Regions from separate parts of the Homo sapiens genome. Here region 2 is linked to region 1. A link is an interaction called in ENCODE POLR2A ChIA-PET data of the cell type or tissue named here. Cell type or tissue: OCI-LY7. All regions are shown on one strand. Each heading gives the region's core, and the rest is flanking DNA. Links, peaks and the distances in the headings are about the cores only.

Region 1 (6,026 bases), core at 294-5,293:
ATCAAATGAGAAAGCATTATCTCTACTACTGAAATAAAGTAGAACTAAAAGGGAGATTGGTAGGGGAGGGAGGGAAAATTTGGTACAGAGAACTTATATTTGAGATTAATGTTCTAGAGAAAAAAATTTTGGAGGTTTTTGTTTTGCATACCATAATAAAAAATGCTATTATAAGAATCAATTTCTTTCAGAAATATTCTGTCTTAACAGAAATAATTATCAGATACTTTGTACTTGAAATTTCAGCCATTATTAGATAACCAGACATTATAAGACACACAGCAGAGCTCATGTTTCCCTCTGGAGTTTTAAAATATGGGAAAATTTCTATAGGCAAATATTAGGGTCCACCCCAAAATATGCTGAGTTGAAGTAAATAGAAATTAAGCTTGTGACATTTTCCAATATCTTAGCAAAGGGGACACTAAAAGGACAGCACACCGGTAATCTAAATAAATGGGGAACATAAATTACACTAATGTTAAATATTCTTGATTCTAGATAGAAATTATCATTCTGCCTTCCTAGGAAGCAAAGTTTTGTGCATCTCTACAAATTTGAATAGCTGTAAGCATACGTATTTTAAAAAATTCTACAGTCCCAGCCTAGGCAACAGAGTGAGACCCCGTCTCTAACAAAATAAAAAAATTAGCCAGGCGTGGTGGTAGTGCATGCCTGTAGTTCTAGCTACTCCAGAGCCTGAGGCAGGAGAATCATTTGAGCCCAGGAGTTTGAGGCTGTAGTAAGCCTACCATGCCATTGAACTACAGCCTGGGAAACAGAGTAAGACCTGGCCTCAAAATAAATAAATAAATAAATAAATAAATAAATAAATAATAAAAGCCAAGCACAGTGGCTCATGCCTGTAATCCCAGCACTTTGGGAGGCTGAGGCAGGAGAATCTCTTGAGGTCAGGAGTTTGAGACCAGCCTGGCCAACATGGAGAAACCCTGTCTCTACTAAAAATACAAAAATTAACCAGGCGTGGTGGTGCACACCTGTGATTTCAGCTTCTTGGCAGGCTGAGGCAAGAGAATCACTTGAACTGGGAGGCGGAGGTTGTGGTGAGCTGAGATTGCACCACTAGCCTGGGCAACAGAGCAAGACTGTCTGAAAAATAAAATAAATAATAAAATAAAATAATCTAGTCTTTCGCACATATGGAGACTTAAATTCCCTTTTAATTGTGATTAAAGTAGAAAAATGTATAAATAGGTGATATTCCTTTCATTTTTCCCTCTCAATGTTTTCATGTAAAAGACCGTTTTCCTATAATAAAATTAACTTTGGGGTTCAAACTCAACCTTTGTGTTTCAACATCCAAGGGAATGGTAGAAAGCAAGTGTTAATGAGAAGAGCTATAAAGTCTCTTTGGACAACAAAGAATTAGACCCAATTTTTATCAATATTTCCACTACACACACACATTCTTCTCAAAAATCCTTGCTGTTCAATTGTGACCTAGGGGAATGAATATTTCACAAGAGGTTTGATCCCATCCTGCAGGCTGGTTAGTTTTACTCTCAGATGTCTCCAAAGAATCATGTAACAACAGGCTCCTCAACCCATTATTATTTTTTTTGGTCTTTGATCTTTCTGTTTTTGTAAGGATAGCCTTTGTCCTTGGCTCATCATTTTCCCACAGGGACCCAAACTCCAAAAGGCAGAGCAGGCACAGGAAACAGAAGCAGAAGTGGTCCCATTTGGTCCAAAAACTAGAAAAACACTCAGTCTTTAAAATTAGATCCTTTCCTTGACCTCCTATCTTTCTCCTTAATCTGTTTCCCTTATAAGAGGACAATCCCAGTAGAAACATGTCCTGCCTTCTTTTTGCAGCCTTATCCAGTTTCCCCAGGTAGTTAGGTCTTTGGTCTTCCTTACTCCAAGAGCGGTATCTTTGTTATTGCATTCATTCTGCTAGAATAGAAACTATTAAAAAAGAAGATAGCCTTTTTTTTCTTTTTGAGATGGAGTCTCTGTCACCCAGGCTGGAGTGCAGTGGTGCGATCTTGGCTAACTGCAAACTCTGCCTCCCGAGTTCAAGCAATTCTCCTGCCTCAGGCTCCCGAGTGGCTGGGATTACAGGCATGCACAACCATGCCTCACTAATTTTTGTATTTTTAGTGGAGACAGGGTTTCACCATGTTGGCCAGGCTGGTCTCGAACTCCTGACCTTAAATGATCCTCCTGCCTCGACCTCTCAAAGTGCTGGGGTTAGAGGCAGAATGGCTTAATTTATAATGTTGAATGGATGAATAAATAATAACAGTATTTAGTAAAGAATCTGGAGAGAAGTCTATCAACTCAATGGCTTTATTTAATAAAACTATTACAATATTCTAATTAAACATGCACATAGATAATAGCTACTGTAAAAGTACCAAAGTATTGACTAAAAATATAAGTTGGACTCTTGATTTATTTCATGGGACAGTTCAAATAAGAGAAATCCAAAGAGCTATTTTCAATGCTTTTCATAACAATACACAAGATCACATTTCATCTGTGGAATTAGGTGCTGCTATAATCAGGCTCAAAGAGAAGGCAAAAGCATTATACTTTTATGACTGACCAGGAAAACATTCTACCTCCTCCTTCCAAAGAACTAGTGCAAAACAGTATTAGGAAGTGAGGAGATGAAATAGTTTTATAGTAGCACCTGGGAGCGACTTGAGGAACAGTCCAATGTTGTATTTTAGCCATGGATAAAGATGGGGCAAAAAAAAATCCTAAAATGAACCTTATATTTATGACTGCTGACAAAGAATTAGACCAGAGGCATAAAAGAAAAGAAAAAAGGCAACTAATAGGTGGTCGAATTAGAAAAATCTTAGTGTAGAAACCAATCCTAAATTATTAGCAAAAAGATGTCACATGTAGACATACTGTCTCTTAATGTTCCACTTCAGGTAATTCAAGAAAACTTTAGCCTTCCAGGTTTGGTTATGAAAATAGAGCAATCAGTCTGCCCAGACACAGAATAGTAGTGCTTCAGATACACAATATGTTTTTAAAGGTGTGTATGAAGCAAACATTTTACATTAATTCCATTTTATCATTTATCTTCATTAGAATAAGGATGGCATGAAACATATTTGAGGCTTACTTAAAGAGAAAAAATAAACTTTAGAATTGTAATGGTCATCTCGACATTCACACTTTTTTCGTACAACATCTGCCTAGAGCTCTTCTCAGTCTCCTCAGCCAGAAGCTAATCAAACTTCCAACTAATCCACATCATTGGATTGAGACTTCTGCTTCCAGCTATGACAAAATACCTTGTAACAGACCAACACTCCCACTGTGAACAAACATAAAAGCTCCATAAAATACAAAACACATATGAATGGATCAGAAAGCAACCACAGCAGCCAGAATATAATGATCCAAGATTCCAAGAAGGAAAACACATTGAAGTAAATCCTCCACTGCTTTTCCCCTCACAGCATTTGCCAGTTTGTAAGCTGTGCAGGATTGAAAGCAGAAGCAGAAAGTAGGAGCTCAAAACTTTTGACAGGCTTGTGAGACTGGGGAAATGAAAATTGAAGTTCAGGATTAGCAAGGTAGTCAGGATATGAGGGGGCTGAGATGGAAGAAAAAAGGGAACCTCAGACAAGTGAACCCATCTTTATATGCCACTTTTTGTATTTTAAGTTTTCTAAGCAGTAGTAGGCAAGAGACCTAGAGGCCAAAAGAAAGAAAGAAAAAAAAAAGGGCAACTAAGAGAGAACAAAATTAAGCAGAGCCTTCAATAGTCTCCAAGGACTGAGAAGACAAAAATTGGAGTTCAGGGCCAGCTAAGGAAGGATACACAGTCCAGGCTTTTTGTTGAGAACTCTGAAAATCTACAGCCTAGGAATAAGAGCACTCACAAAGACTGAAAATTAGCCTCAGATCACCTCAGTGCCTTACTGGGTCAAGCTGATCAATTCCCAATTCATGTATTCTCAATAGGAGTGATATTGCTTCCAAGGGAGTGAAGATTGGTCCTTGGATAGTAAGAAAAAAAAAACCTGGATGTTTAGTTTGTAGCCCTCCAAAGCTCAACTCTACACAACAGGATCATATTCCTTAATACTTATTTTATTTCACTGGGTTTTCTTGGGTATCACACGAGCAACATTGACAATAAGCTTACAGGAGATAGACAACATATATGCAAGGTAAGTCCTACAAATCTCAGCCAAATAGTTAGCTGTGATGGGGTGACCTTCTTTTGATTGATTGTTAAATCTCAAAGTCATATTACCAGAGGTGGCTTGCATGAACCTAAAACATGGCTACTTTACGGATGTTATTTACGTTTGATCCATGGTGTTTTCACATGTGACTTGGACTTTGAAAATGTAATAAAAATTGCTTATATTTTATAATTATATTCTGTGAAAATTATTCAACCCATCATTAATTATGTCATGTGCTTAAAAGAACAAGTGTTAATAATATCTGAAGGAGGATTTGGCACTACTTAAGTTAAAAATTATTTTTTCATATCACGTAAAAGTTAAGAAAAATTCACTAAAAACAATTTTAAGGAATTATTTTTTCAGTTGTTTTACCTTTGGCAAAAACATTATTTTTAAATGATTTTAATGTGTATTGCTATTATTATTATGTATTTATATAAGTTGCTAATTTTGCATACATAATGCATTGAAAGTTGCTCAGCAAACACAGTTGTAAAGTTAAATGTTAAGAGTTTTTTAGTTGTTAAATTAACATTTAAAAAAATTATTTTATTTTAGGTTCTGGGATACATGTGCAGAACATGCAGGTTTGTTACATACGTAAACATGTGCCACGATGGTTTGCTGCACCTATCAACCCATCACCTAGGCATTAGGCCCCACATGCATTAGCTATTTGTCCTGATTAACATTTGTCTTGTTTTGATTTGTTTTGTTTTGTTTTGTTTTGTTTGAGATGGGGTCTTTTTCTCTTGCCTAGGCTGGAGTTCAGTGGTGCAAACACGGCTCACTGCTGCCTTGACCTCATGGGCTCAAGTGATCCTCCTACCTCAGCCTCCCGAATAGCTGGGACTACTGGTGCATACCAGTAGGCCCAGCTAATTTTAAAATATTTTTTGTAGAGATGAGGTTTCCCTTTGTTACCAAGGCTGGTCTTGAACTTTTGGCCTCAAGCAATCCTCCCACCTCAGCCTCCCAAAATGTTGAGATTACAGGCAAGAGCCACCATACCTGGCCTAAATTAACTTTTAACTTAATTTGTTTATTCAGTCATTCTTAATCATGTATTAAATAAAAAAAGAATAAGCTTTATGCTTACTCTTTTTATGTGTAAAGCACAAATATAGAGACATTCAAAAACAGATATGCAGTCTATCTGGGGCATGAAATTACAATTTCATGGGAAGAATGCTTAGAAACAAAATGTCTGAAAAGTCTGATTAGTAAGGTAATAATTTAAAATGCTTAAGAAACGTGTCCTAATCAGTCTTCCAGAGGAAAGCAAAATTTTCACTGGAGGAAGGTAAAATTTTATCCAGAGCCTCTAAAATTTACCATGGACAATGTCTGGCACCAGGTTAAAAATTACCAGTTGTGAAAAGAATGCAATATTAAAACCACAAAGAAAAAATATATAAATACACTAGAAACAGGCCCATAGATAAAAATAAATATTGGCACTATTAGACATAGGTTTAAAATTACTATGCCAAATATATTCAGAAAATAGGTGACAAGATGGGAAATTTCACTTATGAACTGGAATCTATAGGAAACAATGAAATAGGAATTTTAGAACTAAAAATGTAATAACTGAAATCGTTGACTCAATACATAGTTTAACAGCAGATACAGCAGAATAAGAGATAACAGAAACAGTAGTAATACTTGAAGAGATACTGGCAAAGAATTCTTTATATCAGATCAAATACATCAAGGCACTGATTTAAGAAGCTATACAAACCCCAAGTAGGATAAATACAAAGAAAAGAATACCTGGGTTTTGTTAGTAACACTACCGAAAGTGAAAGAAGTTAGAGGGGGGACAAAATAACACCT
Region 2 (6,026 bases), core at 639-5,638, 650 kb before region 1:
AAAGAAAAGTCGGCCAGGTGTGGTGGCCTGGGTTGGATGCTATAGCTCACCCGCAATCCCAATACTTTGGGAGGCTGAGGCTGGCAGATTGCCTGAGTCCAGGAGGTTGAGACCAGCCTAGACAACATGATGAAACCCTGTCTCTACCATAAAAAAAAAAAAAAAAAAAATAGCCAGGCATGGTGGCACACGCCTGAAGTCCCAGTTACTCAGGAGGCTGAGGTCAGAGAATTACCTGAGCCTGGGAGGTCAAGGCTTCAGTGAGCCGAGATTCTGCCACTGCACTCCAGCCTGGGCAACCACAGTGCAGTGAGATCCTGTCTCAAAAAATGAAATAAAATAAAATAAAATAAAAGAAGGGAAACTGAGACTACTAAATATTAAAACACTGAGCTACAATACTTTATACAGTTTATAGTGGCTCAGGTTTTCAGAATGACAATGAACAAGGAAAATAATATGGAGAGATAAATACTTCAGGGGATTTAACATTTGATAAGGGTGAGTAAAAGGTAGATTTTAAAAACATGTTGTTGCAACACTGGTCTAGTATTTTAAAAAATATGACTGGATCCCTTTCTTATATCATACATGAAGATAATGTCCAAGTAGAAAAAATAATAAATAAATATATAAACAGAAAAAAAGACCAATAAGGATGAAATAGAAATATATAATTTTTTTCCTAAAATACCTGAAGGGGAAAATTACAACCAAGAAGCCATAAAACATTTGATAAATTTGTATAAAATTTTAAAACTCCTGCCACTTTCCAATTTATCATAAACTAAGTCAAAAGAAAAATGATAGTTGTGAAAGCTATTTCTATCCAATATGATAGTCTAAGGATTAATATGTTCAATATTAAAATCATTTTACAAATCAAATTTTATTTTATATATTTATTTTTGTGGAGGTGGGTGACAGAGTCTTACGCTGTCATCCAGGCTGGTGTGCAGTGGTGCAGTCTCAGCTCACTGCAGCCTCTGCGTCCCAGGCTCAAGGGATTCTCATGCCTCAGCCTCCCGAGTAGCTAGGATTACAGACGCGTGCGACCATGCCCAGTTAATTTTTGTATTTTTTGTAGAGATGGGGTTTTACCATGTTAGCAAGGTTGGTCTCGAACTCCCTACCTCAGGTGATCCACCCGCCTCAGCCTTCCAAAATCCTGGGATTATAGGCATAGGCCACCGTACCTGGCCATGGATGAAATTTTAAACTATTCAATAGAAAAAATGAGAACAATAACATGGACAATTTATAGAAGAACAAAACATCAAAACTGTAAAAATTTAAAACTTTTCTGCTACATAACACTGAAGGGAAATACATTGAAATACTAGATACACTTTTGGTGGGCATTTACATTGATGCACTTTGTACAATCTTTGGCAATATCCATAAAAATATGTAATCCGTATTTCCTTTGACCTAACAATTCTATTTCTAAGAACTTATCCTACAGAGATAGTCACCAATTTTGCAAAATATATGTATAAAGGGGTTCATTGCAACATTCTTCATAATAGCAAAACAAAATAAAACAAACCACACAATAAAAACAAAAACCATGAAAACAACTTCATCTGTAAAAAGAAACAGATTAAGTCACTACGCACTGATTAAAATGAATGAAGTATGCCTATTTATAATGTGTGCTTAATGTCCTGGTGACACTGTTGTGTAAAAAAAAATCAAATTATCTAACTGGGAACAGTTTGATCTCGTTTCTGCTTTTTCCTCTTAAAAATGTAAATTTTGTATGAGTTTATATAAGCAAGGAAAAGCTAAACAACATTTCTTCTAGCTCCTACAACATTCCTGATAAGTAATGTTTGGTACCATTCAGTTGCCTCCAATTTAGAACCTAAACTTTAAGGCCAACCAGTAATTCCCATCCCCATTTACACAAATCTAACTTATTCAGCTTTAAGAATACCCTGTTGTCTCTTAACTCATCCAAGTATCTTTCCTCTTTAATGTTTCCAGGGACAAATGAGAGCACAATACACACAAGTACAATGGATGAAATATTTATATCGGAAAGCATATGAGTGTTATAGATCAATGGATGTTATATAATGGAGAAGATGCCTAAACCACAGTGTATAAATAACTGCAGTTTTAAGTACGCAGGCAAGTGAGGAAAAAGTAGAATCCATCATTTCCATCAATATATTAATCCTGCTGAGTCTTCCCACACAGTTCAGTTAATTCTTAAAAATCCAGAATGTTCAAAGGTGGAAGATTCCAAGAATGGAAGTATTTTCAAGTAACATATGCTGGCTTCTATATTTCTTTAGTGTTACAAGAAAGAAAAAGGTATTTTTGAATTTGAAGGGATTATGGGTAAAGCTGTAGGGAAGTCAGTCCATCCGGCAATGCCTTAGGTCACTTCAAATGAGAAGAGTGGAACAAAGGGGATTTGACTGGTCCTCGATAGGATGTTGCCTATTATCATCTCTGAACTGTGTTTATGCAATTTTCCTATCTGATCTTCCCAGGCAGCATAAATTTGCCATAAATTTGTAGGTTCTGGAATACACAGGTTCTGAAATTTGCCAATTTGCTGCCTACTGATTTGGACAAGTTACTTAACCCCCAAACTATAAAATATACCATAATCCTCTCATCTATAAAATGTACCATAAAGCCTATGTCCTAGGGTTGTTGAAAGGATTAAACGATATGAAGAATGCAAAGTGCTTAGCATGGTGCCTCACACATAGTAAACACTTAGAAGATGCTGTTTCATATTCTTACTTTCTAATCATCAATTTGAAAATTTCCATCTAATGTGAAGTTTGTCTGATGTCTTTTTCTTTTATTTCTATACCTAGCACCTATATAAATTAATCTTGAAATATGACAATTCTACATCCCCTTGTGCTTTCAGGTACCTGTTGATCCTGCCAATCTCCCATAACATGCTAAACAACTACAGGGTACAGGCTGTGCACCTCTTCTAGTTTTTTTCCTCTAAACAGTATCTAGTACATGCACACACAACAAATGGCCAATGAATGATGTCGCCTTAGCTCTCCGACAGCTAGAGAGATGCAGCACTTCCAGGTTGTAATATTTACTGCCCACATCTTACAACTGAGTAACTAGTTAACCAACCATCCAAAGAAGAAAACAACACGCTGATCAGAACTTATGGTAACAGTTCCTGTGGGTCGATTTCAGAATTCACCTTCTCACTCAGTGTGTTTAGCTTCTTCTCTAAGAGAGATACAGTGGCTACATGTCACAATTCCCCTTCAGTATATGGGTTGCTGTACAAATAGATGTAATCAGTGAGGAAGAAGCTGCTTACTTTCTCAAGCTTGGTAAATATCATACCAGAAGATGAGTCATCTTTGCTGGGAGATATATAACAAAATAATTATAGAATGTTTTCAGGATATGAATACAATATTTACATAGGACATTTCACCCAAGTATAACCACTTGCACATGTATATTGTACCACTAATATTAAAATGTTCATTTAATATTTAATAATTAGCAGTAAGGTTATTGTAGTAATATTTCTCTATAAGGATCCTTCTCATATTTCTAGGGAAAAGTGAATAAACTATGTGTCTAATTAAAAATTCCTATTGCCTCGCACATCAGACACCAGTTTGATTTCTCCTTTTAGCTGCAGTGAGGTCACACTCCTGCATTTGTGACATAGCAGCAGGTTGTCATGGAGATGATAGCTTTATCAGCAACTCTGCTGTGCAATGACTTCACAGCAAGGTTACCAAGAAGCAGATGGGCTGTGAAGGAGACAAACCCTTCTGTCTAAACACAAATAGCATTGATAATTAATTAGCTGAAGCAGCAGGGGAAATTATGAAAATGTGTGAAAGGTAAAATAATTTCTATTTATTTCAGATTTGATAGTTTTATTCCTCTTGCCAGAGGAAGATCACATCCCTCTTCACCTTGGGAAGGTTGTCTGATATACTGACTATGGCACTAACTGGTTTGAGTATGCTGGTGTTCACTTTCTGGATTTTGATTTCTTGGTTAAGAAAGCATAGTAAGTATAGTAAGTATTCTGAGCAGCTTTGAATGAGATCCCAGCCGTCCTATTATTCTTGCATTCATTGTGATCCAGTTGCAAGATAAACTGCAGGTGTCATGCAGTTGATGGGATTTCAGAAGGGGTGGAGATACCTTCCAGTGTCCCTGAAATCACATAATGGTTCTATCTGGCATTGAAGAATTTTCAACCACGGGATAATAGAGCTTTAGTTATAGAAACGACTTTACAGACTGTCCTTGTCCAGGGTCTCTGAACAACTAGGTTCTTGAGATGTTTTGAATAATCAGCTCATATTCATTCAAGATAAAACTGAATAGTTTAACATGATTTAGTTAAAATATGATCTTCTTTATTATACTTTTAAGTTCTTAGATACATATGAAGAGCATGCAGCTTTGTTACATAGGTATACGCGTGCCATGGTGGTTTGCTGCACCCATCAACCCATCATCTACCTTAGGTAATTTTCCTAATACTATCCCTCCCCTAGTCCCCCCATCCCACAACAGGCCCTGGTGTGTGATGTTCCCCTCCCTGTCTCCATGTGTTCTCATTGTTCAACTCCCACATACAAGTGAGAACATGCAGTGTTTGGTTTTCTGTTCTTGTGTTAGTTTGCTGAGAATGATGGTTTCCAGCTTCATCCATGACCCTGCAAAGGACATAAACTCATTCTTTCTATGGCTGCATAGTATTCCATGGTGTATATGTGCCACATTTGCTTCATCCAGTCTATCATTGATAGGCATTTGGGTTGGTTCCAAGTCTTTGCTATTGTGAACAGCACTGCAATAAACATACGTGTGCATGTGTCTTCATAGAATGATTTATAATTTTTTGAGTATATACCCAGTAATGGGATTGCTGGGTCAAATGGTATTTCTGGTTCTAGATCCTTGAGGAATCACCACACTGTCTTCCACAATGGTTGAACTAATTTACACTCCCACCAACAGTGTAAAAGCATACCTGGTTCTCCACATCCTCTCCAGCATCTGTTGTTTCCTGACTTTCTAATGATCACCATTCTAACTGGCATGAGATGGTATCTCATTGTGGTTTTGATTTGCATTTATCTAATGACCAATGATGATGAGCTTTTTTTCATGTTTGTTGGTTGTATAGATGTCTTCTTTTGAGAAGTGTCTGTTCATATCCTTCGCCCACTTTTTGATGGGGTTTTTTTTTCCTTGTAAATTTGTTTAAGCTCCTTGTAGATTCTGGATATTAGCCCTTTGTCAGATGGATAGATCGCAAAATTTTTCTCCCATTCTGTAGGCTGCCTGTTCACTCTGATGATAGTTTCTTTTGCCACGCAGAAGCTCTTTAGTTTAATTAGATCCCACTTGTCTATTTTGGCTTTTGTTGCCATTGCTTTTGGTGTTTTACTCATGAAGGCTTTGTCCACATGCCTGTGTTCTGAATGGTATTGCCTAGGTTTACTTCTAGGGTTTTTATGGTTTTAGGTCTTAGCTTTAAGTCTTTAATCCATCTTGAGTTAATTTTTATATAAGTTGTAAAGAAGGGGTCCAGTTTCAGTTTTCTGCATATGGCTAGCCAGTTTCCCCAGCATCATTTATTGGATAGGAGATCCTTTCCCCATTGCTTGTTTTTGTCAGGTTTTTTGTCAAAGATCAGATGGTTGTAGATGTATGGTGTTATTTCTGAGGCCTCTGTTCTATTCCATTTGTCTGTATCTGTTTTGGTACCAGTACCATGCTGTTTTGGTTACTGTAGACTTGTAGTATAGTTTAAAGTCATGTAGCGTGACGTCTCCAGCTTTGTTCTTTTTGCTTAGGATTGTCTTGACTACACAGGCTCTTTTTAGGTTCCATATGAAATTTAAAGTAGTTTTTTCTAATTCTGTGAAGAAAGTCAATGGTAGCTTGATGGGACAGCATTGAATTTTTAAATTACTTTGGGAACTATGGCCATTTTCACGATATTGATTTTTCATAACCATGAGCATGAAATGTTTTTTCCATTT

What was found. Peaks named below come from ENCODE experiments on the same cell type or tissue, not always from the same donor. Only the 100,000 strongest peaks of a DNase experiment are listed, where the experiment ranks them.
Region 2: POLR2A ChIA-PET joins it to region 1 with 10 read pairs; 2 of 35 experiments call an interaction of 5 or more read pairs at or near these places.

What each region holds. Positions count from the first base shown.
Region 1 is chr3:117,569,631-117,575,656 of GRCh38, forward strand. No RefSeq gene overlaps it. Among named protein-coding and RNA genes, the nearest start is that of LINC02024, 120 kb to the right of the region's middle. In OCI-LY7, for the core only: no CTCF peak of the experiment used is centred there; no DNase peak of the experiment used is centred there.
Region 2 is chr3:116,917,701-116,923,726 of GRCh38, forward strand. LINC00901 (long intergenic non-protein coding RNA 901) reads left to right here and starts at 3,731. Exons shown (of 2, transcript NR_121607.1): 1 at 3,731-3,860. In OCI-LY7, for the core only: no CTCF peak of the experiment used is centred there; no DNase peak of the experiment used is centred there.